2 separate regions of the Mus musculus genome follow, and region 2 is linked to region 1. The links are chromatin loops, found by intact Hi-C in ENCODE. Cell type or tissue: left cerebral cortex. All regions are shown on one strand. Links, peaks and the distances in the headings refer to the core of each region. The heading gives the core; the rest is flanking DNA.

Region 1 (15,670 bases), core at 3,004-11,003:
CTTGAATTTCATGCGTTTGGCAAGTTGTATCTTATATCTTGGGTATTCTAAGTTTCTGGGCTAATATCCACTTATCAGTGAGTACATATTGTGCGAGTTCCTTTGTGATTGGGTTACTTCACTCAGGATGATACCCTCCAGGTCCATCCATTTGCCTAGGAATTTCATAAATTCATTTTTTTAATAGCTGAGTAGTATTCCATTGTGTAAATGTACCACATTTTCTGTATCCATTCCTCTGTTGAGGAGCATCTGGGTTCTTTCCAGCTTCTGGCTATTATAAATAAGGCTGCTATGAACATAGTGGAGCATGTGTTCTTCTTACCAGTTGGGACATCTTCTGGATATATGCCCAGGAGAGGTATTGCAGGATCCTCCGGTAGTACCATGTCCAATTTTTTAAGGAACCGCCAGACTGATTTCCAGAGTGGTTGTACAAGCTTGCAATCCCACCAACAATGGAGGAGTGTTCCCCTTTCTCCACATCCTCGCCAGCATCTGCTGTCACCTGAGTTTTTGATCTTAGCCATTCTGACTGGAGTGAAGTGGAATCTCAGTGTTGTTTTGATTTGCATTTCCCTGATGATTAAGGATGTTGAACATTTTTTCAGGTGCTTCTCTGCCATTCGGTATTCCTCAGGTGAGAATTCTTTGTTCAGCTCTGAGCCCCATTTTTAATGGAGTTATTTGATTTTCTGGAGTCCACCTTCTTGAGTTCTTTATATATATTGGATATTAGTCCCCTATCCGATTTGGGATAGGTAAAGATCCTTTCCCAATCTGTTGGTGGCCTTTTTGTCTTATTGACGGTATCTTTTGCTTTGCAGAAGCTTTGCAATTTTATGAGGTCCCATTTATCGATTCTTGATCTTACAGCACAAGCCATTGCTGTTCTATTCAGGAATTTTCCCCCTGTACCCATATCTTCAAGGCTTTTCCCTACTTTCTCCTCTATAAGTTTCAGTGTCTCTGGTTTTATGTGGAGTTCCTTAATCCACTTAGATTTGACCTTAGTACAAGGAGATAGAAATGGATCAATTCCCATTCTTCTACATGATAACCGCCAGTTGTTCCAGCACCATTTGTTGAAAATGCTGTCTTTTTTCCACTGGATGGTTTTAGCTCCCTTGTCAAAGATCAAGTGACCATAGGTGTGTGGGTTCATCTCTGGGTCTTCAATTCTGTTCCATTGGTCTACTTGTCTGTCACTATACCAGTACCATGCAGTTTTGATCACAATTGCTCTGTAGTACAGTTTTAGGTCTGGCATGGTGATTCCACCAGAGGTTCTTTTATCCTTGAGAAGAGTTTTTGCTATCCTCGGTTTTTTGTTATTTCAGATGAATTTGCAAATTGCTCCTTCTAATTCGTTGAAGAATTGAGTTGGAATTTTGATGGGGATTGCATTGAATCTGTAGATTGCTTTTGGCAAGATGGCCATTTTTACAATGTTGATCCTGCCAATCCATGAGCATGGGAGATCTTTCCAACTTCTGAGATCTTCTTTAATTTCTTTCTTTAGAGACTTGAAGTTCTTATCATACAGATCTTTCACTTCCTTAGTTAGAGTCACGCCAAGGTATTTTATATTATTTGTGACTATTGAGAAGGGTGTTGTCTCCCTAATTTCTTTCTCAGCCTGTTTATTCTTTGTGTAGAGAAAGGCCATTGACTTGTTTGAGTTTATTTTATATCCAGCTACTTCACCGAAGATGTTTATCAGGCTTAAGAGTTCTCTGGTGGAATTTTTAGGGTCACTTATATATACTATCATATCATCTGCAAAAAGTGATATTTTGACTTCTTCCTTTCCAATTTGTATCCCCTTGATCTCCTTTTGTTGTCTAATTGCTCTGGCTAGGACTTCAAGTACAATGTTGAATAGGTAGGGCAAGAGTGGACAGCCTTGTCTAGTCCCTGATTTTAGTGGGATTGCTTCCAGCTTCTCACCATTTACTTTGATGTTGGCTATTGGTTTGCTGTAGATTGCTTTTATCATGTTTAGGTATGGGCCTTGAATTCCTGATCTTTCCAAGACTTTTATCATGAATGGATGTTGGATTTTGTCAAATGCTTTCTCAGCATCTAACGAGACGATCATGTGGTTTTTGTCTTTGACTTTGTTTATATACTGGATTACATTGATGGATTTCCGTATATTGAACCATCACTGCATCCCTGGGATGAAACCTACTTGGTCAGGATGGATGATTGTTTTGATGTGTTCTTGGATTTGGTTAGCAAGAACTTTATTGAGGATTTTTGCATCGATATTCATAAGGGAAATTGGTCTGAAGTTCTCTATCTTTGTTGGGTCTTTTTGTGGTTTAGGTATCAGAGTAATAGTGGCTTCATAAAATGAGTTGGGTAGAGTACCTTCTACTTCTATCTTGTGGAATAGTTTGTGAAGAACTGGAATTAGATCTTCTTTGAAGGTCTGATAGAACTCTGCACTAAACCCATCTGGTCCTGGGCTTTTTTTGGCTGGGAGACTATTAACAACTGCTTCTATTTCTTTAGGGGATATGGGACTGTTTAGATGGTCAACTTGATCCTGATTCAACTTTGGTACCTGGTATCTGTCCAGAAATTTGTCCATTTCGTCCAGGTTTTCCAGTTTTGTTGAGTATAGCCTTTTGTAGAAGGATCTGATGGTGTTTTGGATTTCTTCAGGATCTGTTGTTATGTCTCCCTTTTCATTTCTGATTTTGTTAATTAGGATGCTTTCCCTGTGCCCTCTAGTGAGTCTGGCTAAGGGTTTATCTATCTTGTTGATTTTCTCAAAGAACCAGCTCCTTGATTGCTTGATTCTTTGAACAGTTCTTCTTTTTTCCACTTGGTTGATTTCACCCCTGAGTTTGATTATTTCCTGCCTTCTACTCCTCTTGGGTGAATTTGCTTCCTTTTCTTCTAGACATTTTAGGTGTGTTGTCAAGCTGCTAATGTGTGCTCTCTCTAGTTTCTTTTTGGAGGCACTCAGAGCTATGAGTTTTCCTCTTAGGAATGCTTTCATTGTGTCCCATAAGTTTGGGTATGTTGTGGCTTCATTTTCATTAAACTCCAAAAAGTCCTTAATTTCTTTCTTTATTCCTTCCTTGACCAAGGTATCATTGAGAAGAGTGTTGTTCAGTTTCCACGTGAATGTTGGCTTTCTATTATTTATTTTGTTATTGAAGATCAGCCTTAGACCATGGTGGTCTGATAAGATGCATGGGACAATTTCAATATTTTTGTATATGTTGAGGTTTGTTTTGTGACCAATTATGTGGTCAATTTTAGAGAAGGTACCATGAGGTGCCGAGAAGAAGGTATATCCTTTTGTTTTAGGATAAAATGTTCTGTAGATATCTGTTAAGTCCATTTGTTTCATCACTTCTGTTAGTTTCACTGTGTCCCTGTTTAGTTTCTGTTTCCATGATCTGTCCATTGGTGAAAGTGGTGTGTTGAAGTCTCCCACTATTATTGTGTGAGGTGCAATGTGTGCTTTGAGCTTTACTAAAGTTTCTTTAATGAATGTGGCTGCCCTTGTATTTGGAGCATAGATATTCAGAATTGAGAGTTCCTCTTGGAGGATTTTACCTTTGATGAGTATGAAGTGCCCCTCCTTGTCTTTTTTGATGACTTTGGGTTGGAAGTCAATCTTATCAGATATTAGGATGGCTACTCCAGCTTGTTTCTTCAGCCCATTTGCTTGGAAAATTGTTTTCCAGCCTTTCATTCTGAGGTAGTGTCTATCTTTTTCTCTGAGATGAGTTTCCTGTAAGCAGCAAAATGTTGGGTCTTATTTGTGTAGCCAGTTTGTTAGTCTATGTCTTTTTATTGGGGTGTTGAGACCATTGATATTAAGAGATATTAAGGAAAAGTAATTGTTGCTTCCTGTTATTTTTGTTGTTAAAGTTGGCATTCTGTTCTTGTGGCTGTCTTCTTTTAGTTTTGTTGAGGGATTATCTTCTTGTTTTTTTCTAGGGCGTGGTTCCCGTCCTTGTATTGGTTTTTTTCTGTTATTATCCTTTGAAGGGCTGGATTCGTGGAGAGATAATGGGTGAATTTAGTTTTGTCGTGGAATACTTTGGTTTCTCCATCTATGGTAATTGAGAGTTTGGCTGGGTATAGTAGCCTGGGCCGGAATTTGTGTTCTCTTAGTGTCTATATAACATCTGTCCAGGCTCTTCTGGCTTTCATAGTCTCTGGTGAAAAATCTGGTGTAATTCTGATAGGCTTGCCTTTATATGTTACTTGACCTTTTTCCCTTACTGCTTTTAGTATTATATCTTTATTTAGTGCATTTGATGTTCTGATTATTATGTGTCGGGAGGAATTTCTTTTCTGGTCCAGTCTATTTGGAGTTCTGTAGGCTTCTTGTATGTTCATGGGCATCTCTTTCTTTAGATTTGGGAAGTTTTCTTCAATAATTTTGTTGAAGATGTTTGCTGGTCCTTTGAGTTGAAAATCTTCATTCTCATCCACTCCTATTATCTGTAGGTTTGGTCTTCTCATTGTGTCCTGGATTTCCTGGATGTTTTGAGTTAGGATCTTTTTGCATTTTCCATTTTCTTTGATTGTTGTGCCAATGTTCTCTATGGAATCTTCTGCACCTGAGATTCTCTCTTCCATCTCTTGTATTCTGTTGCTGATGCTGGCATCTATGGTTCCAGATTTCTTTCCTAGGGTTTCTATCTCCAGCGTTGCCTCACTTTGGATTTTCTTTATTGTGTCTACTTCCCTTTTTAGGTCTAGTATGGTTTTGTTCATTTCTATCACCTGTTTGGATGTGTTTTCCTGTTTTTCTATAAGGACTTCTACCTGTTTGGTTGTGTTTTCCTGTTTTTCTTTAAGGACTTGTAACTCTTTAGCAGTGTTCTCCTGTATTTCTTTAAGTGAGTTATTAAATTCCTTCTTTATGTCCTCTACCATCATCATGAGATATGCTTTTAAATCCAGGTCTACCTTTTCAGGTGTGTTAGGGTGCCCTGGACTGGGCATAGTGGGCATTCTGGGTTCTGATGATGGTGACTGGTCCTGGTTTCTGTTAGTAGGATTCTTACGTTTACCTTTCGCCATCTGGCAATCTCTGGAGTTAGTTGTTATAGTTGTCTTTGTTTAGAGATTGTTCCTCTGTTGATTTTGTTACCCTCTATCAGCAGACGTGGGAGACTAGCTCTCTCCTCTGAGTTTCAGTGTTCAGAGCAGTCTCTGCAGGCAAGCTCTCCTCTTTCAGGGAAGGTGCACAGTTATCTGGTGTTTGTACCTCCTCCTGGCTGAAGATGAAGGCCCAAAACAGGATCTTTCCCAGAAGCTGTGTTGCTTTGGCAAGGAAGGTGGCCGGTTGTCTGGAGCCGAAGATGGCACCGCCTCGGAAGCTCTCTGGCTCTCGCCTGTCCCAGAAACTGCTGGTCTCTATATTCCACACCCTCACCCGTGCAGCCTGCCCTCCGCGGAGTCCTGGAGCCAAGGAGGCTCCCGCCGGGTCCTGAGGCAGAAACCTCTCGTGCCGGGAAGACCCCTGTGCTCTCACCAGGAAGGTGGCCAGTTGTCTGGAGCCGAAGATGGCGCCGCCTCAGAAGCTCTGTGGCTCTCGCCTGTCCCAGAAACGGCTGGCCTCTGTATTCCACACCCTCACCCGTGCAGCCTGCCCTCCGCGGAGTCCTGGAGCCAAGGAGGCTCCCGCCGCCGGGGCCTGAGGCAGAAACCTCTCGGGCTGGGCGCCATAAATGCTTTTGTTGTATTTATTTGTGTGTGTGTGTGTGTGTCTGGACATACACATATGTGCAGTATGGCTTGCATGTGGAGGTCAGAGTATAACTTGTGAGAATTGATTTTCTCCCTATACCCCGTGCGTTCCTGGGATTTAACTCAGGTCATCAGACTTGGCAATATTCACCTTTAATTACTGTCTTAGTCAGTGTTCTATGCTGTGGAGAGGCACTGTGATCACTCATAAAAGAAAATGTTTAATTGGGTCTGTTGCTTAGAAGTTTAGTAATAGCAAGGAGAATGGCAGCACACAGGGAGACATGGTGATGGAAAAGTTGAGAGTTCTACATCTAGATCTGAGGGCAGCAGGAAGAGACAGAGGGCCTGGCTTGAGTCCCTAAAATCTCAAAGCCCACCCCCCAGTGACACACCTCATCCAACAAAGCCACACCTCTTAATCCTTCCAAAAAGTACTAGTCCCTGCTGACCAAGCAGTCAAATATATAAGCCTATGGAGGCCACTGTGATTCAGACTCCCATACCCAGTGAGCAGTCTTGTTGGACCCAGGTTCATGTTTTGAGCATTTGGTCTTTGGCTGTTAATACTCTTTTGAAGGTGGTAGATCTTTTTGCATGTAGATCCTGGTTTTTGGAAGAAGGTCTTTAGGCACATTCCTTTGAACATTATTAGGCTCTGGGTCCCAGTGCCTACTCTGTTTTCTTGTTTCATTATGGTGCTGCATGATTCTGCTGCTATGAACTCCGGCATGCCTTCATCACCATCCTATATTGAAATGTCTTGAAACCGTAAGCCAAAATGAACTTTTCTGTTCATTTTGACATGTTTCTGTCAAGTATGTTGGTCACAAAGATGTGAAAGTAGCTACCGCTGTTTCTATTGACATCGTAACATAGGATAAGTATCTCGTAGATACATGTGGTCTAACAGGATCTGCAGCCATATAATACTTGCCCTGTGGGGAAATATTTTCCTGGACTGTGCCAAGGATAGGAGTTACAGGCTTGCCAAAGTAACCTCTAAGGAGTCTTGGCGGCACTCTGCTGCTCTGTGGAATTTGAGGTCCATGGTAACACTGTTTCCTGTGGGTTGCCACTGGCAGCTGTTGAGAAACACTTCAGTTGGTCTCTGATCTGCCTGAGCTGTCCTTGTGCATTTGGAGGGCCGTTCTATCCTGCATCATCAACATCAATGTGCAGCTTCCCCCTCCAGAAGCATCTTCATTGCCTCATAGAAACACACCTGCCCTGGGTTAGGAGAACTAAGTCAGTGGTACAGAAGATATCATGGTGTGCTTGTCTACGTCTTTTGAGAAATTCTCACATATGCCTTGTCACGTTTGCCAACCTCACATGAAAGAGTTGTATTGTTCCTGGTAGTATATATTTGGAATGGAATCAGACACAGAAAGGTCTTGAAGGTAGACTGGGAGAAATGAGGGCCTGGAATGAAACCCCAATGTTTCTCAGCAAGCAACTTAACAATCTGCCTTAACTTTTGCTTTGATATAATGTGGATGTCTTGACAGAGTGTAGGACTAGAACTGCCAGTCTTCCTTTTCTTGGGAGGAGAGATGACTTCACTCTATCCCAGCTACCCAAACACTTGCTGGTAGGTAGTGTCACTGAAGGTGAAGAACCTGGGCAGTTGTATCATCATACCTTCCTTGTGTCACATGGGAAAGACAGTGCACATCCAACCCAGTGCACTTTCCGATGGTTCTGTTCTCTGCCCACTTATTTTCTGTCCCTTCCCCCATGGGAACATTGGATACCTCACTACTCCAGGAATACCACTTTCTTATTTGCTTGCTGACTAAATTCCTTAGAGTCTCTCTAGAGCAGAAGGTCTGATAAGCTGACAGTCTGGAAAGGAGATGGGACCAATGTCCTCCAGTGAAGGTAAAACACTTCAGCAAAGGGTAAGGCCTTCTGGCAAGGGGCCATGGGACTGAGAATCTGTGGTAGGTTCTTCCACAGATCCAATGTCCATGGCTCCCTCTGGCATGCCCATGTGGAAGGAGGCTTTGTTTGTTGTGCACCAATCTCCTAACAAGTCCTGTCCTGTAGCACCCTGTGGTGGGGCTGGAAGTTATATAAAGAAAGGCTGACCAGTGAAAGTGAAACCTCAGGCTCATGAGTTCCTGCTTAGTTATCCATGGCTTTGCAAGAATATCTCTAGGTTCCAGATTTTAGGAATGAGAGCTGATTAGATCAAAGACATTTGTATTCATTTCCCCCACAGTTAGTACTCAAAACGTATTTTTTAAAGTGTATGTAAATCTAGCTTGGCATGGAACGTATAACTGAGTCCAATCTCTTCTTCCCTGCTGGCTTTAGTTCCTGGCTACATGTTGAGGAACATGGGGCCAAACCTACTTTTATCTAGACAGCCTAGGAGTGCAGGAAAGCCAGTTGGGCCTCCTTAAATAAAATGACATGTTCCCTCCTCCCCTCCCCACTGCAGCAGCCCTGCTCCCAGCATGTTCCTTCATTAGGAAGCCCCAGGGTTGTTTATGTTCTAGGTGACTTGGATAAATGCTGCAGGTGGCAGTTATGCCCCTGGTTTGTTCACTGAGTTGCTATAATGTCTTGCATCTTCTTTTATTCCACCCATGAGTTAATGACTTTTGTCTCTTCCTTGGTCCTTAGCACTCCTTGCTTGTCTCAAAGAATCCATTTTGTTCTACCAGCTCTGAGAGTAGGGCACGGGCACTTGAGGCAGGCAGATGGGGCCTCCTGTCAAGTCTGTGATGCTTTGCAGAGACACATCCCTTGTTTGCTGTGATAACCAGGGCAGAGTGAACAGAGGGTCCCAGCCTCCAGCTCTGGAGTCCCTGTGGAGCACATACCATCCAATAGCCCACAAATAATTTAGTAGCAATGTGTTCAGGTTGGACTGCAACGAATACAGGTCTGATGCTTTTCACTGAGCTGTCTAACTGGTGACACCACTCTCTACCCAGAGGCATAAGGATGATTTTTCCCCCTCCAAGTAATTGGCATCTAGAGGTTTGGCAGCAGCATGGCATGTACTGTTCCTGCTCTGATTCTTTGCAGCAGAGAGGATGGACCAGGAAACCTGTCAGACACATGGATCTGAGTGAGCATAAATTCCACCTGTGACCAGCATTAGGGATGAGTGCTGGTTACCATGGTAACCCACAGCCTCACTCAGGGAGACCACAGGGAGATCTTGACTTTGGACCTTTCATTTCCAGAGAGATAAGGGTGTAACATGGGGTAAGAAGGCTGGAGTATGGGTGATTTGTCTTGCCCTGGCCTTGATGTGTTGATATGGCACACGTGTATTTGTCTGCCTACTCCCCTGGGGGCCATCCTGTTCATGTGGTCCTGAGGCCCCACCAAAGGACTTCTAACAGAGAAATGGGTGTTTCTGCAATGGCTCTGTTTCCAAGCTTGCTTTGTTTAATTCATGATGAGCCCTGTGGTGTGAATGTTTGTCCTCTGTGGACAGCATGCTATGAGGGGAACAAGTCCTTCAGAGAGAAAGGGCAGTCTTCATATCATTTTGCCTGCCTGGCTCTGGGTTCCTGTTTCAGTATCCCAGTAAGATATTCAGATCCTTTGTGACCTCCATCAGCTGTCAGGTGTTTTCTCTCAAAGATGTGCATGGCATTTCTTTGGTTCTATGTAGCTTATGGATGCACGAAGAACCACATGGCCAACTCCCTCTTCCACAGCCATCGCCTCCTGAATTCCATTTTATACTCTCCCACTCTCTGTACTCCTCACAGCTGAGCTAAAAACATGTGCCATTTCCTGCCAATGATTTTGCATTTTTTTCTTTTAGAAAATTTTTGCACACTAACTCTAAAGTCAAATGAATTATTGGCTCTACTCTAGCAGACAGCAGAGCTGCTACAAATGTCTTTCATGACAGCACAGTTAGAAAAGCAAACTGATAGCTGCTTAAAATGAGAGTGCTCAGTATTGGGTGATATCTATTTGAGAGGAAATATTAGGACTGTGTCTTAGAAATCAAATGTGATTGCATCATATCTTAAAACAACGGGGGGTGGAAAACAGGGAAATCCAAATTGAGGTTCGGCATGGGAAATACGTGCCTCTTGAAAAGTACTGCTTTCTTCTATAAGTCTGTATTCCCTCCATTTTGGTGTATACACGTGCATGTGCATTTCTGTAGTAGGTGTGTAAACATAGGCACATTTGATGTGTTATATTTGCATGTGTGTGTTCTGTTGTTTGTTCATTTTTAAACTGTTTTGAAATTTTTAAGTTCATTGGAAACACTTAGATTTTGGATTCAAATAAGTCTCTCTCTGGCTGTAGAGAGAACCTAGCTCACAGCTTGGTTGTCCCTGGGCATCAGCAACTATGGCACTGCTACATCTGACATGCAGGCTGGCCACTCTGTTCAGGGGGAAGCAGGCTTTCTATGCTGCAGGGCCAGGAACAGGGCCTCTGCTGGGGAAGAGCAGAGCTTTTGCTTCTTACACTGTGGTACAGGCACTCAAGCTGTCCTCAGAGTCTCCTGAGATTTAAGTGGGGGGCCCTGGGTTTAGAATTCTGTTTTAAGCCTTCTAGGGTCTGACACATTTTTCTCCTCTCTCAGAAATGTCCAGTTCTGTGCCCTCAGAAGCAGAGTGCTTTTATATTCATAAGCACAATTTTGTCACTGCAGTGGCTGTCATGGTGATAGTGACACCAGCAGTCCTTCTGTTTCTTGGTCCCGGGGATGTGCAGTGTGGGGTTAGGAGCAGGGGCCAGTGGTACCTTCCTTTCAGGTTGGATTCCTGTTCTTTTCCTTGCTGGTTCAGTATCTGAACACACGACCTCAATTCTCTCCTCTGGAAATATGGGTCCCAGCCTCCCTCTTCCTCCTCTCTGTGAGCTAGAGTCTCCTTGTCTTCCCTCTTCATGATCGTTGTGACCTTCCATACAAGAGAGTACCCACACTTGTGCAGAAAACCTTCTTCTGAGTCCACCCCCTCCCAAGACTTTACTGACCAGCTGCTGGAATAGCGCCTTCCCTCCCATGATGGCTACTGTATGACCAGAGCCTTTCTATCCAGGCTGATCAGGGGAAGGCAAGGCAGGAAGATGCTCAGTCTACGTGTTGACATGTTCCCTCTGGAGTCACCTTATGCCAGAAACATGCTCTGGCCACTCAACCACCCGGCCACTCCCTGCCACCTGCCTCCTCTAGCTCATCATTCTTGCTCCTAGAAATGTTTCCCTGTTCCTTAAGCGTTCACTTTTGGATTATTGTCATTAAATTTGCTGTTCTTTCCCTCATGTCATGACTCACCCACATATAGGAGGTAGCCTTAGTTGTTAGCTCGATGGGGCTGAATTACCAACACAACCATATTATTTTGGTTGCGAGAGCATTCTGTGTCAGCCCTTTCCAAAGTTCAAAAGCAAAAATAAAGTGTGTTCTGTAGAATGTAGTTTGTCCCACTTTGGAAAGTTCTGTGTACACAGCGTGAAATGCTCATTCTCGCTCTCCCCACTTCAAACCGCCTCTGTCAGCACTTCCAGGTGTTCTTCCATCTCTCCAAAGGGCCTTTCTTCCTTGAGACAACACATCTGTCAGAATGGGTGGCCAGCAAAACAGATTATGCATTTAGTGGTAGAGATGCTGGCCTGAGGAGTGGTGACAGAGTCCTGAATGAATGTATATATTGACAAGGGAACGGCATGTCAAGAATGCCAGTTCCTCAGACTCATGGCTGTGGCAAGGTCTTCCCCTGGTTCAAATATGGGTGCTGACAGACTATGAAGAAATCATCAACCACAGCTTTCTCCACTGGGATGGCTGCAGTAGAAGACTGCTCCCCTACAGTGACTGTGCATCCCCACGATTAGCTAACTGACCGCCTTGTCCAGCAGTACATTATAAACCTGCTTATTCACCCAGCTCTGTATAATAAGCCAGTTTCCTCATTCAGCTGTATGTAATGAATGCATTGATTTTCTAGGCTGCTGGTGCATCTCCATCAGAGCTCATGGGCCCACTCCACACCAGCTTTTCTGCACATGTTATTTCTTTATTCCCTACTGCCCCAGTCAAGTCAATCCCAAGGCCATGAGGTGGCACTGGTCAGAGGGACTGGACTTGCCACAGGTCACTTTGGCAGTTCTCAGTATAGTCTGGTATCAAAACATTCCCAGATTGAACCTCTAGAACGACCTATGCGTGGGGCCTTTCACTGAAGCCTCAGTCTCCCTCTCAGTGCTAGAGTGTTGTGGAATCATGAGGAGCCCTCTTGTGCCTTGCTGTCCGTATCAAAAGGGCTCTTCTTTTAAATGTTGATTTTAATTTAATTGATGCTTTCCATGTTTTCCTCAAATCTTAGGAGTAATGTGTATCTAAATCTAATCTGTGTGTGAATCAACCAACCGATCACAGATACAAGAAAATTTCCATTTTCAGTAGTCTTTAGAATCCCACAGTCTTGTGTACTCAGGAATACAACTTGGTTTGATGGATAGAGAAATATCTTATGGCAGTCACCACTGTCAATCATGCCCTATTTGTTTTCCTATAACTGGAACCACCAAAAATGAGTTCCTTTCAGCTAAGGCTTGCTTAGCATGCCTGAATCAGCATATGTCCACCCATATCCATGAGTCAGGTGGGGACAGCTATGACACTAGACATGTAGAGTGATATGACCACCAAGCAGAAAGGACCTTCTGTGTTTTGGGCACTAGCTCTAAGCCAGCTATTTCTACACTCATCTGATTGGTCCATGTGGCCACCTCAGGAGATGTGTCTAAATTGGGTGAAAGCCACTGGAAGAGTAGATACAGCCTCTATGGACCGACGGAAGTGAATGTGGAAATGAAGGTCAGAGGACTCAGCTGCCAGCCAGTTGAAAAAGTGGAGTTATCTTGGCTTCTCAGAAGAATTTGTTAATATCATCCTACCCTAGTAGGATGTTCATTGGGATCATCCATCTCTCATAGTAGGGCTCCTTGGCATGGTTCCATCCTCATAAGTGCATTATTTGAAGTCACCTGCCATATTGAGGTGGTAATACTCTTGTGGGAAATTTTATTCTGTCATGCAGATAGCTCAGATGAAGAACTTTTGACTTGACCATGGACAGAGGTCATGGGAAGTACATGGCTCATCAGAGGCTTGTCTCTGAAGGGAGTCCATCAAGGAGCTCCTTCATCCCCACAACTTTTTATTCTGTGTTTCCTTGCTCTCACTTCCAATGGCCCAATAGCTACACTCCATAGGCTATGGGCTCCAGTTCAGGGGAACAGTCATACTATAGCATGGATGTCAGAGGCAGTATTGCAAGTCAAAGCCCAGGCTAGGAAACGTGTGTTCAACCCTGCCGAGAAGGTTTGTTCTCGTTCCTCCAAGCTCTTTCAACCCCTTCCCTTAACTCAGTTTGAAAGGTTCTTTCATGCCACTTCAGGTCAAGATATATTCAAAGGCTTCACCCCGACACTATTTTTATATGTTGTTTAGCTTTTTGTTACTATAAGAAAACACCCAAGATAATGATGTCACAAATACAAAATGTTTGCTTTGGCTCATAGTTTTAAGGTTCCAGTCCATGATTGGTTGGACCAGTTTCTCTTAGGCTTTTGATATTACCAGATGGAAATGACCAGAACATGTGACAGAGAAAACTGCTCACTTCATGGCAAGAATAAAAGGTAGTGGAGAAAAGGAGCTTGGATTCCCTTCAGAGACAGGCCTCTGAGGAGTCATGTGCTTTCCATAAGTACTCAACTCCTATAAGTCCATATAGCTCATTAGTGCCACCCTGGGGACCAAATCTTTAGCATTTAAGCCTTTGGAGGACTTTCACATCTAAACTATGGCTTCATCTTCCTAGGTGCAGTTGTATTATCACTGAATTGCTCCAAAGGCTTCCATTGCCCGCAGTGAATCCCATAAGGTCCAGCACTTCCAGACATGATATTCAGCCTCTGGGTAGAATACTGTCTCTTACTCTTTTCTCTGCTTTTGTAGTCACCTATATCAGATGTCAGTCCCTTAACACCTCCTCATGCTGATCAACTGCTACAGAATTCTTCATCTGACTTAGTCCTGTTAGTTCTAGCCTTGGATCATATTTCCCTTATGAATCTTTCTTACTCTCTAGCCCCAGCTGAACTCTTCACCTATTTTTTTTAATTAGGTATTTATTTCATTTACATTTCCAATGCTATTCCAAAAGTCCCCCACACGCTCCCCCACCCACTCCCCAAACCACCCACTCCTACTTCTTGGCCCTGGTGTTCCTCTGTACTGAGGCATATAAAGTTTGCATGACCAATGGGCCTCTTTTTCCACTGATGGCCGACTAGGCCATCTTCTGATACATATGCAGCTAGAGACATGAGCTCTGGGGGTAATGGTTAGTTCATATTGTTGTTCCATCTATAGGGTTGCAGACCCCTTTAGCTCCTTGGGTACTTTCTCTAGCTCTTCCATTGGGGGCCCTGTGATCCATCCAATAGCTGACTGTGAGCATCCACTTCTGTGTTTGCTAGGCCCTGGCATAGTCTCACAAGAGACAGCTATATCTGGGTCCTTTCAGCAAAATCTTGCTAGTGTATGCAGTAGTGTCAGCGTTTGGAAGCTGATTATGGGATGGATGCCCAGATATGGCTGTCTCTAGATGGTCCATCCTTTCATCTCAGCTTCAAACTTTGTCTCTGTAACTCCTTCCATGGGTGTTTTATTCCCAATTCTAAGAAGGGGCAAAGTGTCCACACTTTGGTCTTTGTTCTTCTTGAGTTTCATGTGTTTAGCAAATTTTATCTTATATCTTGGGTATTCTAAGTTTCTGGGCTAATATCCATTTATCAGTGAGTAGATATTGTGTGAGTTCTTTTGTGATTGGGTTACCTTACTCAGGATGATGCCCTCCAGGTCCATCCACTTGCCTAGGAATTTCATAAATTCATTCTTTTTAATAGCTGAGTAGTACTCCATTGTGTAAATGTACCACATTTTCTGTATCCATCCCTCTGTTGAGGGGCATCTGGGTTCTTTCCAGCTTCTGGCTATTATAAATAAGGCTGCTATGAACATAGTGGAGCATGTGTCCTTACCGGTTGGAACATCTTCTAGATATATGCCCAGGAGAGGTATTGCGGGATCCTCTTGTAGTACTATGTCCCATTTTCTGAGGAACCGCCAGACTGATTTCCAGAGTGGTTGTACAAGCTTGCAATCCCACCAACAATGGAGTAGTGTTCCTCTTTCTCCACATCCTCACCAGCATCTGCTGTCACCTGAATTTTTGATCTTAGCCATTCTGACTGGTGTGAGGTGGAATCTCAGGGTTGTTTTGATTTGCATTTTCCTGATGATTAAGGATGTTGAACATTTTTTTCAGGTGTTTCTCAGCCATTCAGTATTCCTCAGGTGAGAATTCTTTGTTTAGCTCTGAGCCCCCAATGGAATAGAATTGAAGACTCAGAAATGAACCCACACACCTATGGTCACTTGATCTTTGACAAGGGAGCAAAAACCATCCAGTGGAAAAAAGACAGCATTTTCAACAAATGGTGCTGGCACAACTGGCGGTTATCATGTAGAAGAATTCGAATTGATCCATTCCTATCTCCTTGTACTAAGGTCAAATCTAAGTGGATTAAGGAACTCCACATAAAACCAGAGACACTGAAACTTATAGAGGAGAAAGTAGGGAAAAGCCTCGAAGATATGGGTACAGGGGGAAAATTCCTGAACAGAACAGCAATGGCTTGTGCTGTAAGATCGAGAATTGACAAATGGGACCTCATGAAACTGCAAAGCTTCTGTAAGGCAAAAGACACCGTCAATAAGACAAAAAGGCCACCAACAGATTGGGAAAGGATCTTTACCTATCCTAAATCAGATATGGGACTAATATCCAATACATATAAAGAACTCAAGAAGGTGGACTCCAGAAAATCAAATAACTCCATTAAAAAATGGAACTCTTCTATTGCT
Region 2 (15,670 bases), core at 2,295-10,294, 150 kb before region 1:
TACTTGTGAATGAGGACTGTAGGAGCCTGGAGACCAGCATGGACTTTGATATGAGAGGTGCCATAGGTATATGTCAATGGAGAGCCAAGGCCATGGTGAGGCAGCCCCATGGTCCATATGGCTTAGGGTCTCTAGCCAATGAATGTCCTGGCTTGTCATTGATGACCTTCTCCACAAGAGACAGTGGCATGAGGGTCTTCTAAGTCTGTGCCAGGAGGTTTACAGTAGACTTCAGCTCAAATGTCCCCTTCTGATTTGGGTGCCACATTAATGAAAAATACCGGATTCCCACACAGTTCCATGACAATTGATCCCTAATGATTTCATTGAAGCCATCATGGTATTTAATCTTAGTTAGGGTTTCTATTGCTATGATGAAACACTATGGCCAAAGCATCTTGGGAAGGAAAGGGCTTACTCACCTTATTCCTCCATATTGCTGTTCTTCATAAAAAGAAATCAGGACAGGAACTCAAGCAAGGCAGGAACCTGGAGGCAGGAGCTAATGCAGAGGCCATGGAGGGGTGCTATTTATTGGCTTGCTCTTCATGGCTTGCTCTGCCTGCTTTCTTATAGAACCCAGAACCACCAGTCCAGGGGAGGCACCATCCACAATGGGCTAGGCCCTCCCACATCAATTATTAATTAAGAAAATGCTTTATAGCTCAATTTCATGTTGACACTTTCTCAACTGAAGTTCACTTCTCTCACATGACTTTAGCTTGTGTCAAGTTGACAAAATCATCAACACACAAACGCAATGATTCAGTGGGAAAAGTGCTTGCTGTGTGAGGATCCGAGTTTGGATCCTCAGAACCCATGGAAAAGCTGGGCATGGAGATCTACATTGTAACTCCAGGGCTTGTGGTGGAGGCTGGGAGCTTGCTGGCCAGCTGGTCTCAAATTAGTGAGCTCCTGGTTCAATGAAAGACCCTGTCTCAAAAAATATGGTGGGGAAAGACATAGAAAGATGCTCTACATTGACTTCTGGCTTCCACATGAACATGCACCCCAAACATGTGTATGCACATGCACACACACACACACACACACACACACACACACAAACACACACCACACTACAAACCAACATCTGGCTTCTTGATAGTAGAGATCAAGCTTGTGGTATCGTAGCTAAATTCATCTGGGCTTCAAAGCTGCTGGCAAAGGCTCAAAGGACACCGTTCATGGACCAACCAGACCAAAAGGCTCATGACGTCTGTGAGAAAAGAACTCTTACTGGTGGAACTAAAACTGCTTCCTTGTCTCTGTACTTATCCTGACTGTAGTCAGTCTCCACCTGCCCACCTGCAAGCATTCGTATGGGTTCATGCACTGATCAACCTCACTGGGCTCCTTCTGGATTTCCCTGTGTGAATGGCAACTAATTGTGTCTAAAGCCAAAGGACAGCTCAATCAGATCTTGAGAGCCTCCAGGTATGCAGTGTATAAGCCCCAGGCACTGTGACTCTGGTGGGTTATGAGTGAAGCTGGTACTCTGGTGAGCCATTTCTAGCTCAACTTGGCTCAGCCAATGGTGTGATGAAGAAGATGGACAAGAGGTAGCTGCCTCAGGAACCTGTGTACTTCCCTAAGCCAGAATCCTGATGGGCGAATCAACTGCACCATGCTATGATGACCCACAGACTTGCGACCCTGGCTGAGATATCTGAATGGTAAAAAGTCAGGAGAAAGGCATGAGTAGTGGGGGCCCAATGTGCGAGCCCTCTTCCCCAGCATGAGTGGACATGCTGTATGTGGAGTGTAATGGGGGAGTTCACTGCTTTCTCCTGGTGTCAAAGATGCATCTGTTTCTCTGCATGGAGTCCACGAAGGGAATAGCACACATGAATCCTATGGCCCTGACCTTAGCAGGGCATCTCTCAGTTTGCTGTTAGTTAGGTCTGATCTCAAGTGTGGCCAGTTGTCTGCTATTCAGACCTGTCTGATGCCCTCTGAGCTCATCTCTTGGTTTTCTTCTTTCTTGATTGTAACATGCCACTTACTCTTCCACCACTGTATTGCCATGAGAGGCCTGGGAAGATGTTCTTTCCTTCTGCCCTGCCTCACAGTGATCCTTTGGTGTGTTTACAGTGGGGCAAAGCAGGGAGTGTCCACATGGCCACTGTGTGGTACTATCCTTCTTTGCTAAGCCTATCCTTCACTTTGGGCAGCCTTATTCCAGAGATGTATTGCTCTGCTGGTCATGGCTACTAGGGTACCTCAGTGCATTCTCTGAATTATGTTCATCTTCATCAGGATGCAGAAGAAGTGAGACATCAGTAGACCCCTCTCTCCCATTCATGAGCCCTCTCTTTATTGGAGTCAATTTGGTAGCCTTGTGCAAGGTCAGAGGTTAGCTGCATCAGAAGACGTAGGTGTAATGTATGGCATTTGGGGGAAGGGCTTAAAATTACCCAACAAATATTGAGTACCCCATAGAAAACGTTGAGTGCATAGTAGTGCACATAACCTAGAACTTATCTCCATGGGGCTTGCATTCTAGGGGGCCATTTTGATTTTCCTAATGCAAAGCTACTCTACTGAGAGTGTGGGAATTTCAGTCAGGCGTGACAGTAGAAGTAGGAGCCTCTCTTAGCCTAGGGTTGCAGTTTTGAGTGAGTTTACCATTTAGGATATAGGTGAACCTGTGCATAGAGGTTACATTCCTAACCCAACCTCTTTAGCATGACCCTGAGATGTGCTCCTCCTAGTGGCAGGGACCCCATCCTGCAGCAGCCTTGGAGTCAGTACAGGTGTGCCTTGTCCTGCAGCTTTCTGCTCACAGAGCCCTGCAAACCTGTGTCATTGTTCTTCTCAGATTCTGGACTTTCCTGGTCCTCTCCTTTTCACATTTAGTTTTTCAGCTCCTCCCCTGCTGTTTTGGACATGGATCCTCTTCTCAAAAATCTAATCTTACCCACTATGATGACAACATTCTTGATTGTTAGGGTAACTACATCTGGAATTAACTAAAACCCAAGCTTGGTATACTTGTGAGCGATTATTTTCTTCATTAAGTGATGTTGAAGTGGGAAAGCCCACCTTTCATCTTTCGACGTGGAAGATCCACCTTTAACCTGGGCCAGGCCTTTTGCTGGCATCCTATTTAAGAACATGGAAGATGGAAGCTTTTTGTTCTTTGCCTATTGCCCCCACCCTCCCCAGCAAGACCATTCCTTCTCTGGCGTTAGAGTTTACTTCTTCGTTACTCCGGTGTATACTGAAGATCAGCTGGGACATCCAGCCTCATAGACTGAACAACTTCTGTATTCTTGGGCTTTCCATTGGTAAACATACATTGTTGGACTGGCTGGGCCACAGCCTGTAAACTCTCTCTCTCTCTCTCCCTCTCTCTCTCTCTCTCTCTCTCTCTCTCTCTCTCTCTCTCTCTCCCCCCCCCCTCTCTCTCTCTCTCTCACACACACACACACACACACACTCATTCTGTAGGTTCCTCTAGAGAACCCTGGTGAATACATTGACAATCTGGACCAATGGGCAGGAGACTGCAAGAGAACCCAGTGGCCCTGTCTGAGCTGCAGTGAATTTACATAAGCGGTCCCCAGCTTCTTATGTCCTTTTCTGGGCATCTGCTGGGCTTCCTGTCAGACACTGGGAGCCACTGTCCTTTCCATGACCCTGTCCCTTTTATTCTCCTCCTTCAGTTCCTTCCACCTGTTTTAAAGATGCCTTTCTCCACTGATATGCCTTCAGGGTACTCTACTCTGCAAAGACAAATGTCTAAAACTGTACCTCTGCCCTTCCTGCTCTTGTTCTCCCGTAGAGAACCTTAGGTCCTCCAAGACCACAGGGCCCTGTGACTACTGCTGCTGTCCAAGGTGTCTCTTCTGATGCCGAGAACCCTCCAGGTCCTCCCTGTGGGTGATTCTTGTTTTTGCTTTCCATTCTTTATCTTGGTTTGCACAAATCTTCTCTTTCAAAGCTGGGCTTTGGACATTAGCAGATGGAGTGGCATTGCTTGTCACTGGGAGAACAGCCCAAGGTTATTTTCTGCTCAGCCTTTACCTGTCAAGTGAAGCCATCGTGGTGATTTTACATGTTCTGGGAGTAGGCAGGACTGTGGGGACTGTTGGTTGGCATTTGAAGAGCTAACCTGGTACGTGCAGATCTGCTGACATGGTAGGGATGCCTCTGTCTTTGTGAAGGATACTATATGTGGGGCTCAAGGTTCATGAGAGTGACAAAAAGCCCTAAATCCTGCATCCCTGTGTGGCTGCACCCCACAGGAAAGTCTGCACTCATGGCTAGGGCCAGGAGGCTGGATTCAGTGCTGGAGGACTCTTTTTTTCAGAGCAAGGCAGGGTCAGTGACTTCAGTATCTTGTGTTTTGGATCTAATTGAAACAGAGACCAGGGGTTAATGAGCACCAACTACTTTCATTAGGTTTACATGGACTTGACCTCACAATGATGCAGGAACAACACCGATAATCAGAGACACTGGCAGCAACTGCCATACAGCAGCCTGTTGATTTTGATGGCTATAATTTTGTTATGATTCAAGAAGATTTTGCAGTTAGGTTTATGAGGAGTTTTGTGTCTGTTAAACATACAGAAATAAAGCTAAATAAAAACCTTGGAAATCTACGTAAATATGAGTGTAGAGATGGTAGGATGCCTTGGATTTCACAAAGTCTGCTCTGTCTACCTAAAGTTTGGACAAAAACTGATTCAGCCAGTTCCCTAAAAGGAACATCAATATGTTATTCCCTTTCTTTTGTCAAAGTTTATGGAATGTATAGAGTCTGTTGAGTTTCCTTGTAGTGAATATAACATCTAAATATTAAATCTCAGACTTCAGGAAGAGTCATAGATTGGACATGGTAGGTAAGGAAGGAAGTATAAATGCCCTATCTCTTGCATCCCCAGGTGGGATGATTCTAGTGCAATGGCCATTTTAGTATCTGGAACATTCCTGTGAGACTGACTATGTGCCAGGCTGTGCAGTGCTAGCTGACCTGAGAGCATATGAAAAGAAATTCAGCCTCCCTGATCTCACTTGTCCACTGTGCTTCCCCCCACCCAGGTTTTGCTGTGTGCACATGTGTGTGTACATGTGCATGTGTGTGCATGTGTGTATGTTCATATGATGTGTGGTATGTGTGTGCACATGTGTATGTGTGGGTGCATGTGCATGCATCTGTTTGCATGTGTGTTCCTGCATATATATGTGTGGTATGTGTGGTGTGTGTGGTGTGTGTGTAGTGTGTATGTGTGAATGTGTGCATGTGTGCATCCATGTGTATGTGGTATAGTGTGTGTACATGTGCATGTGTGTGTGCATTGGATAGGCTTGGGGGCAGAAATAGGAACAGAAGTTTGCCCGAGGAAGAACTCAATGTCATCTCCTTCCCCTGACACCTACCCTGGCTCATCAGGTGAACATGACTGCCACCCAGCTTTCTCTACATCTTTGTTAAATATAAGTGGACAGCCCAGGATGACTGGACACTTTGAGAAAACCTGCAGTAAAAGACAGGAGACACAGGAAAAGAAAGTGTAGAATAGAGAGAACACCGAAAGTAAATAAATACAGAGTCACAGCTCCCAGAAAAGCAGAGAGCTAGGACAGGGATCTGACAAAAATTGTAACTGTATTGGAAAACAGTGTGCGTGTGACAGGAGTGTGCTGGGTGCAATGGTGGACCGTTCGTTTCCCATACTGAGTTCTATGTAGCACTGACCTTGAAAACCCAAGAAGATACCACATGAATATGGCATTACAGACTACTGCCACTATTCTTTACCACCCAGAACCTGATGTTAAAATCTATTGATGAAGATGCCATATGTTTGAGTGAGAGGACTTGGAGAAGTCAAGCTGGCACCAACCTCGAAGTTTCTATCTATGCTGGCAAGCTTTCACAGTGCTGGAAGGTTGCATGTCTGCTCCTGGGGGAGAACAGTTATTGGCAGCCTTATCTAGCAGTGATCCCTGTGAGCTATAGCCATGACTGCCCTGTCAAGATGCACCCGCTGGTGCAATAATGGAGGAGTATTGCAGGAATAACTAACACTCTCATCTTGGGTTTAAAGTCTCCTTTACAAGTCCTCAAGTGAAACTGTGTGGTCTTTTGATGCCCTGCTTTCTAGGCAGGATGCTATTTTGATATTTAAGCCAGAGCTTACATATTATCTTTCTGGGGAAGTCAGGCAAATGTGTGAGAGATGTGAGGACAAGATGGGGTGTCAGGACTGCAGGAGGGGGTTTATGAGGTCTTTGTCCTGTTGTAGATTCTCTGTTCATGCAGCTTTGTGTGGAGTCTCTGAAGAGTGGATCCACACTGCTCACAGCTTCTAGGCAGTTTAAGGAAGAGCCATCATGAGTGGGAAGGCTCTGGAGGGTTTCTGACTGCCGTCCCCAGGTGTACAGCGTGTACACTCATATGAGCATCACTCAGAAGGAAATATGTGCATGTCTGTTTTCAGAGCCTAAGGCCTGATCAGATGAGAGAGGTCATAGACCTGTGCCCCTCAGTGGCTGAAGGCAAGTGAAAGGCCTGCTTCAGTGGCCAGCTAGGGTGGGATGCTGCTTGCTTAAAAGATGGGAATTGATGTGTCTGCCTCAGGTACATCTCGGGGCTGTTGTCCTCTGCCTTCACTGTTCTATGCTTTTATCTGTCTTGGGGGAATTTTGCCCTGGAGGACTGCTTTGGGCTCTTGAAAGTCTAGTGTGGGGGCTACTGCAGGTCTTTTGGTGTTCATGGATGCAGCCACTGTGTCAGAAGACAGTCACAGCATTTATTGGTGATTGGAGGAAGCCACAAAGATGTCTTCTGCGACACCAGCTCAGGGCTTGACCCTTCCTTCCTATGCACTGCTTACACACTGCAATGATCTCTATGCCATGCTGCTTTCTGTCTCAGTCTCTTCCTATGGGTAAAAATGTTCCAAAGTCATTTTGTGTCAAAGGTAAGAAACTCACATTGGCTGGGCTGGCAGTCTCCACAATAAGTGCCCCTCAACCTAGCCCTTCCCTACGCATGTCCACATGGTCAGAGGCAATTCATTTGCTTTTACCAAGGACACCTCAGTCAAGTAGATAGTTGCTGCTGCTCTGTGGTCTAAAGCCAGCCCCCCACCCAGTGCTATGTTTGGCTTGCCTAGGCCACTGTCAGCCCTAGAAAGGGTCTACTCTTGGTGTTGCCTTGTCCTGTCCCCTGGGTCATTGAACCTGGGGTGATTACTCCTTACCTGGGTATGAAGGTGCCAATAAAATGGAATGCCTGTCTGTCCCCTTTGTTCTTAGAAAATTGCCTGCTTAGCTCAGAGCTGTCTTACCCAAGCCTGGGCAGCTTCAGTACCCTGCTCACTACTGTTACTGTCACCTGGGCGTTGGCAGAGATGTCCCCTTGTATTCTCTAATACCATGTAGTATTACTGGTACCACAGCATCCTGACAGCCTATGTATGGCATTGGTCCTTTAACTGAAACTCAGCTTCTCAAGGTGGGAATGTGTGGGTACATCTAAGGAGAGCTGAGGCCATTTCGTCAGAGCTCCATGAACAGTGGGGTCACCGTGATAGTTGGCTCAAGGGGTGTAGAAGGGTAGGAAATGAATGGCCCAGGGAGGGGCAGATCTCAGAGAAGGAAGGCCTCTCAATGAGAGTAGAACTTTGAAGTGACTTGCTGGTACACATCTGGTTTTCTTTGGTTGTTCTGAGCTAGAGGGAGATACAAAGTTTGGGAAGCTGCCCATCATTAGCAGAGCTCTGGTATCCTGGCTGGTGGTCAGGTTATGTCCTAGTCACTGTCCTTGTGTGCACTGTCACTGACCTTGTGTGCACTGTCACTGACCTTGTGTGCACAGTCACTGACTTTGTGTGCACTGTCACTGTTCTTGTGTGCACTGTCACTGACCTTGTGTGCACTGTCACTGTTCTTGTGTGCACTGTCACTGACCTGGTGTGCACCATCACTGACCTTGTGTGCACTGTCACTGACCTTGTGTGCACTGTCACTGACCTTGTGTGCACAGTCACTGACTTTGTGTGCACTGTCACTGTTCTTGTGTGCACTGTCACTGACCTTGTGTGCACTGTCACTGTTCTTGTATGCACCGTCACTGACTTTGTGTGCACTGTCACTGACCTTGTGTGCACAGTCACTGACCTTGTGTGCACTGTCATTGTCCTATGTGCACTATCACAGTCTGTGGTTAGAACTGTTGTAGTGGAGCTCCAAGACTGAGATGAGTACCATCCAGTTCTGAGAAAGGAAGACTGTCCATTTACCTCTTCTTGCCTAGGCATCACCAGTTGTCTCAAAGCATGGCAAGGAGCACTTAAGGGGCCCCTGGTCTCAGGGAGCTAGCTCCCCAGGAAGGGCCTGGTTGTATAGGGAATTAACTTCTCACATGGGACCAGGGAAATGGAGAGTCAGCTCCCAATCAGGGGCCCGGACATATGGATCAGCTCTGCATGAGGGTCTCAGTGTGCAGAGGACAAGCTCCCCATTAAGTATGTGGGAATACAGGGAGTGACCTACTCCTCATGAGGGGCTTGGGCATAGGGAGTCTGATGCCCATAAGGAATCTTTGGGTGCAGAGGTATGGCTTCCTATAAGGCACTTGAGGCTGCTGGAAGCTGGGTCCCCAAAGAGGGACCCCAGGCTGATGGCAGAGACTTGAGGGAGGGAGAAGGAGGAGAGTAACAATCCCTGCAGCTAGATTAGGGTGTGGTTTGAGGTTGGGCAGGTGGGGGAGGAGAGGGAGTAAGAGCTGAGAACTAATGTTGTGCCTCCCAGCTACTTTGTGGGAGAAACTTGCAAGGTGAAGAGCTGGCTCAGGTCAGCCTGCTCTGTCAACCATCAGACTCCCATCCTCCTAAGCACTAGTTAATTCAGCTTTGACGAACATAGAGTAACCACAGCATTTGGAAGAAGCACCAACCAGCCATGAGAAATTGGTTTGAAAAAAAACAAGAAATCTTATCTGTTGAAAATTATGCCCCCCCAAAGAATTTCTGTTGCCAGGTGCAAGGCTTCTTGAGCAGGAAATCCAGCGAGGTCAGAGGCTCAGCGGGGCGCTGGGTGGAGCAGGGGCCTTTCTGTTGTCTGAGGGAAGCTCTTTCAGCCTCGGATTCATGCTCTAAATGTCAGCTCTCACACTGGGAGCCATTTCTGCATCATTTATGTGGAGCTGAAGTCAGGGGTGGTTCTGCCAGGCAGCTCTTGTAGAGACAGTCTCCACACCCACGGGAACCTGGCTGAACTTCAGCTCTCTTCATGGTGTTAATTGGCGAGCATGTTAAGTACACTTGACCTTTTTAAATTTATAACCACGGTGTTTAAGTTTCCTAGGTGTTTGCAGGATTTTCAAACTTAGGCTTTTGACTGAAAAGGAGAAAAAAACAAAACCTGGGGAGCAGGGGAAAGCGGGGCTCACACCCTGTGCAACCCGATGTTTTCAGGTTTTTTCCCCTTGGCTGTTCTGTCCTTCTGCCTTTTGCGGCCAGAATCAATGGGTTTGATAAGATATCCTCAGGGATGGGGGCTTCTCTAAAGATTTCCCTTCTTCATGGAGCTTGGGGCCCACAGGTACTCTATGTTTACAGACATGCACTCTGCAGGCTCATTTTGGTTGTAGCTGGGCTGTTGGGGAAGGGGGGAGGGGAAGGGGGGAGGGGGGAGGGGAAGGGGGGAGGGGGAAGGGGGAAGGACACACAGAGGGAGGCAGATGCTCATCTGGAAAGCAAAAGATCCAGATCCCTACCTCTGCCACCTGCTCTTATTATCCTTTTGTCCTTAGTGGGGGGGAAAATTACTACCCAAATCCTACCAGCTGGGATGAGGACCTCAAAGTCACAGAGAAGACTTTGTGATAGTGATGGCTATAAGGATAGGGTGTCCTATTTGCAGGGGACACTTGGAAGTCAGCCTTCACTGCGGTTTTGTAATGTCACTTTGTGAGCAGATCATACTATGTGCAGAGCTGAGTTTCCTCAGATACCCATGCTCACCCTCATTGGACATGGGCAGTGCTGGTCAGGGCTCTGGATGGAGTTGTGGGTGTGGGTTTTACATGGCTCCACTCTAGTTAGGGCACTGGGCGTGATAGAGTACTGGGCACTGTTCTAGGCAGAGCAGGGTTTGAGAAAAAGCATTGGGTGGGGTGCCTTCAAATACATGTGTGCCTACTGAGCACTCTGAATATCCAGGAGAAATGGTCATTTTTACAAGGTCGGCTGACAAAGGCAATAGAAGGCCCTTTGTTGTGTTGGGGACTACGTTGGTTTCTAGGTCTAATTGGAACCTTTCCTGGTCCAGACAATGCTGGAGTTACTGATAAATCCCTACCATCCCAGCTCCCCCCATACTGACAGTCCTGTTTATTTTGCCATGATGTCCAAAGTGAGTCTTTGTCTTTCAGAGCATCAGCATCTTTCCTAGCTCGTCTCTATGTCCAAGACCTCAGTAATGCTGATGGCTGCCCCTGTTCTCCTTGTCAGAGAGACCAATATCATGGGAGCTCCCAGAAGACATACATAGAAGGAGTATGAGTGGGGGTTTGTTTTATGTTCTCCTGGTTCCCTTCAGGAGGGCTGCAGTCACTGGCTGCTGTCCCTAGGCCAAGGGTTACTCCAACATGTCCTCAACTTTCCTCCTCTGCTGTATTCTCTCATATGAGCATGGTAAGTCATGGCTGAATCAGCCCATCATATTCCCAAGCCAGCTCCTAAACAGTCCCCACCTGACTGCTGATTACTGGATATCATGTCATGGGGGTGAATGTATTTCTGCTTTGTTTTAAAATTGGTTGGCACCACACTGCCTATGGGACTTACTTGCCTGGTGCTCAGATCTCTGCTTCCTTGGAGGACTGGCATGATCTGGCATGACTTTCTTCTGTGCTGTCCAACAGGCTTGGATCTCAAGCACAGATCCTGTGACACCCAGGCTAGCTTCAGTCTCACAGTCCTCCTGTCTTGGCCTTCGGAATACTGAGATCACAGGTGTGTGATATTTCACTCAACTCAGAGAGGCTAAAACCTTAAAAGGAAATAGCCACTTCCACTTCATGGAAGATTGGAGGGATGTAGGGAAGAACCAAGTTCAAGGCAGAGTCAGTGTTGAGTCTTGGGTTTATGCTGTTGATGGGGAAAGGTAGATATCCTTCAGGCGTCCTCAGACTTTTCCTGGAAGCATTCATGTTGGATGAGGCTCACGCACATTGTGAAGGGTCATCTGTTACTAAATCCCACTGAATTTTATGATGTATCAGTGAAGTCTTTTTTGCAGGATGTGGAATGCGTCAGACGATATCTCATACCAATCTTCCTAAGGACATCCCACCATAGCATAAACTCAGAAAGCACACTCTGTTTTACATTTTCCAGTGACTTTCTAGAAGGATAAAACAGAAAGCATCCAGTTAGCACACCTCCAGTTGGACAAATCTCACTGAGTCTGAGACAATCCACCAGGACTGTCAAGACTTTACAGCTACTCTTCTAGTCACATCCCAGGTCTTTCACTTCCTGCCAGGTGTCAGTCGGTGATAACAATGTGTTGGGAAGCTCAGGTGTTGATAGGCCTGTTTCCTCTGCTGGAGTGAGCTCTAGGAGGTACCTCCTCTCTTTGCAGCTTCTAGCTCAGTAAAGGTTAAATCAGTGAATAAGGACAAATGAGGGAAATGTGTGGCAGAGCCAGGCCACTCACCTGCTGACACTTCCTGCTCATCACACTTGTGAGGGGTAATAAACTTTTCCAACATGGAGAAAGTGGGTGAGGAGGTAACACAGTTCATGTTTGCATCTCTCAATCCATCTGAATCCATCTGAAGGAGAATGAACCAGATGGCCTCACAACAGCTGCTGATATAGGCTGACTAGCATTACACCTTTGCCTCAGTACAGTGTGAGCTACTTCTGAGTGTGGAAAACCATGTGGAACCAGGAGATTGTGGCTGTGCAGATGATGTCTGGTCTCTGCTGTATCAAGAAGTCATTCGGCTAGGGGGGGTCTGGCCAATGCATCCTGCTTATGAGGCCTCAGTTGTTGGTGGGCTGAAGAACTTGCTCAGTGAGAGAGGAACCTCAGCTCTCTTCAGCCTCACACCATGAGTAGTGGTGCACTGTGGCAAAGGAATTACTACTACAGAGGAATTACTCTGCAGTGGACACAGCTCAGAACCTCAGGGGCACAGAAAGAAAGGCAACGGACAAGATAAACATCCTTTAGAGACTTTGTGCAGAAGAGAGGGGTGAACAGAGCCTGGAGTGAGGCAACACCTTTGGGGAGAGTCACCCATCTGTTTGTAATACACAAGGCTTGCAGAAGAGCTGACTACTTTATTCTCTACCTTGTTAAAATGAAAAGTCCATGAGAAGAGGGCCTTTGACTGCTCTGAGACACATGGTAGACCAGTGGCTCTCAACCTTCCTAACGCTATGACCCTTTAATACAGGTCCTCATGTTATGGTGACTCCCAAACATAAAATTATTTTTTTGTTGCTACCTCATAACTATAATCTTGCTACGGCTATGAATCATAATGTGAATATGTGATATGTAGGATATCTGATATGGAACCCTCAAAGAGGCTGTGACTCATAGTTTGAGAACCACTGCTCTAGATTCTGCTGGCTTAGTTGTCCTGTGTCTTGGAATTATTTATTATAGTTGGTGTTACACAAGTCTGAACCAATCTTCTTGCAAACAGTTCTCTTCTTTGAAAAGGCATCTCCAAAGAGAAAATATATATGCATATATATTTCCTCAGAGAAAAATGCATTGTTTTTTCAGTTTGAAGCACTGGTGTCCCTTCTGTATTCAGTGCAGTGATGGTGGCTCTATGGTTGCATCTCAGCAAATGCCCCTGTGAGCTGGTGCATGCTGCTGCTGACTTCAGGGTATGATTCTCTGTGTCTATCATCATGCCATTGAGTTCCATGAAATATCAGCTCTTAACTATGCAGAAGACATTTTCACAGCAGATATTTCAAGACCCTGGAAAGACGAATTTACCCAGAAATACATTGGTAGCCTTATCCAAGGGGCTCATGGTAAGTGACTAGATGTGGTAGTGTTAGATGAATTGTGGGGTAGATCTAGGAGCCTCTCTGTAGGTAAGAGGAGAAAGAGGCCTGATTCAAAGAGGCAACTTTCAAAGTGCTCCCTGTAGGTGGCTGAGAGCTAACTCCATTGTTCCTAGAAATATGTATGGCCTGTGACGTGGGAGCTCCTTACCTAATGTCCACCAGTCTTCTCCTCATTCAGCTATTGACTGTGCCTAACAACTCTCAGGGCATAGGTGACCCAGGTTCTCAGCAGAGGGGTCTCATCATTTACCCCAGTTTTCCTACTCAGGACACTCAGGTGGTTGGATTTCTGACCTTGGCCCATGTTAGGAGGGAGGCTCTGCTTGGCTATTTATGGTGATCAGAGTCTATCTTAGACCTCCCTAGAAATTACTTCAGCCTCATATTGTTAGTCTGCGATTCCTGTAAGCATATTTAAATTCTTTAATTTCTTGTTCTTAATAAGAAATTTAACTATAGTGGCCAGGTGCTTGAGCTGCTTCTGAACCCAGGGAAACTCACAATTAGGTGTCCCTTTTTGAGGATGGCACTGATAATACTTTCTTTTCAAATGAATGATTTTGATTGGCACCTGTTATCCCAGTACTGATCTCGTAAGCCAGTTCCAAAGGTCCAAGACCCACAATTGTCAGATTTCTTTACAGCAATGATCCTATTTTTTATGGTACCAGTTTTCTATTTTAGCTACCTTTGTGCTGTTATAACCACAGTATCTGACAGAATATTTTAAGGCAAAGAAGGTTTATTTGGACTCATAGATCCAGGGGATTTTAATCATCTTGGAAAGGATGGCACAATTGATCTTGTGGGAGCAGGAACACATAACAGTGGCTCTGTATATCACAAAAGACCAAGAAGCAGAGAATGAGGCTGGGACCAAGATCTGAAGTAGAGCCTTTAAAGGCTTATTCCTAGGGGCTCTGGCTAGGTTACATCACCTCAAGATTCCACAGGATCCTCCTAAAGGGTCCCCAAATATACTACCTCCTGGGAAACATGGTGTTTTACAGTTTTATTCCTGTGAACAGACACCATGACCAGAGCAAGTCTTGTCATGTGTGTGTATATATATATATATATATATATATGTATATATATATATATATATGTATATATATATATATGTATATATATATTATACATACATACATGTACATATATACATATAGTATAGAGAATAGAGTTTATTCAGAGCATGGGGATGGTAGTTGAAAGAAAGGCAGAGAGAGAGAGAGAGAGAAGAAGAAGAAGAAGAAGAAGAAGGAGGAGGAGGAGGAGGAGGAGGAGGAGGAGGAAGAGGAGGAGGAGGAAGAGGAGGAGGAGGAAGAGGAGGAGGAGGAAGAGGAGGAGGAGGAAGAGGAGGAGGAGGAAGAGGAGGAGAGGCTGGCCAAGAGCATGTGGAGAGAGGGGAGGGGAATGAGAAGAAGAGAAGGGGTAAGGAGCAGAAGGAGAAAGCAAGAGAACAAGAGAGCAAGAGCCCAAGGCAACTCTTATAATGACAACATTTGATTGGGGCTGGCTTACAGGTTCTGCGTTTCAGTCCATTATCATCAAGGCAGGAGCAGGGCAGTGCCCAGGCAGGCATAGCACAGGAGGAATTGAGAGTTCAACATTTTGTTCCGAAGGCAAATAGGAGAAGACTGGCTTGCATATGACTAGGAGGAAGGTGTCATTGCCCATTCTCACAGTGACATACTTCCTCCAAGAAGGCCACACCTACTCCAACAAAGCTACACCTCCTTATAGTGCCACTCCCTGGCACTATATTCAAACCACCATATTCTAATCCCTGGCCCCCATAGGTTTGTTCAAACATATGAGTCTATGGGGGCCATACCTAGCCATAGCATAATAAAAAATATAGTTAGTCCAACTTCCAAAGTTCTTATAGTCTATAGCAGTCTCAACAATGTTAAAAGTCCAAAGTTCAAAGTGTTTCCTGAGATTCATCCAATTACTTAACTGCAACCCCCAAAGCAAGTCAGGAAACCATCTGGGCAAACTCCAAACTCTGCATCTCCATGTATGTCAAAGCAGCCTTCAAATCTCCAACTCCTTTTTGATTTTTGTTGACTGCAACAAACTTCTTTCTCCTGGGCTGTTTCCACTCCCTGTTAGCATCATTCCTCAGCAGATATCCCATGGCTCTGGCATCTTTAATACTTTGAGATCTCCAAGTCAACTTCAATGTCACAGCTTCTTGTTCCAATGTCTGGGTATCCACACATTAGCTTCTGGGCTCTTTCAAAGGGTTTGCTTCACTTCTCCAGCACTACCCTCTGTAGCACTCTAGGCTCTGGTTGACTTTACTGCTGCTGTTGTTCTTGGTGGTCATCCCATGTCACTAGCATCTGCAATAGGGGCATCAGTATTATGGGAGTAACCAACTGCTTTTTAAAATTGGAGTTAAGGCCTACATTCCTGATATCATAAATGAAGCCTAAAGCCTGGGACTAGATAGGTTATGGGATTGAGGGAAACCTACACCAAAGGAACATAGAAATAAAATGACGCCTAAGGACATATGCTATACCCATAGGTCAATGCACCACTTAGCCCTTGGAAGAGAAGCTTGTTTTTGCAGTAATAATGTAATTAATAAAGAG

What was found. Peaks named below come from ENCODE experiments on the same cell type or tissue, not always from the same donor. Only the 100,000 strongest peaks of a DNase experiment are listed, where the experiment ranks them.
Region 2: a loop joins it to region 1, with 2.3 times the contacts of the local background. A loop is called at or near these places in 5 of 42 quality-filtered maps.

The regions. Positions count from the first base shown.
Region 1 is chr12:116,796,814-116,812,483 of GRCm38, forward strand. All of the region lies in intron 3 of Ptprn2 (protein tyrosine phosphatase, receptor type, N polypeptide 2), which reads left to right. Among named protein-coding and RNA genes, the nearest start is that of Gm31336, 47 kb to the left of the region's middle. In left cerebral cortex, for the core only: no CTCF peak of the experiment used is centred there; DNase peaks (open chromatin) are centred at 7,401, 8,170, 9,445 and 10,250; H3K27ac peaks cover 3,302 bases.
Region 2 is chr12:116,651,162-116,666,831 of GRCm38, forward strand. The region is part of intron 2 of Ptprn2 (protein tyrosine phosphatase, receptor type, N polypeptide 2); the gene reads left to right. Among named protein-coding and RNA genes, the nearest start is that of Gm31336, 98 kb to the right of the region's middle. In left cerebral cortex, for the core only: a CTCF peak has its summit at 2,724 (motif pointing left); DNase peaks (open chromatin) are centred at 5,946 and 9,179; H3K27ac peaks cover 1,510 bases.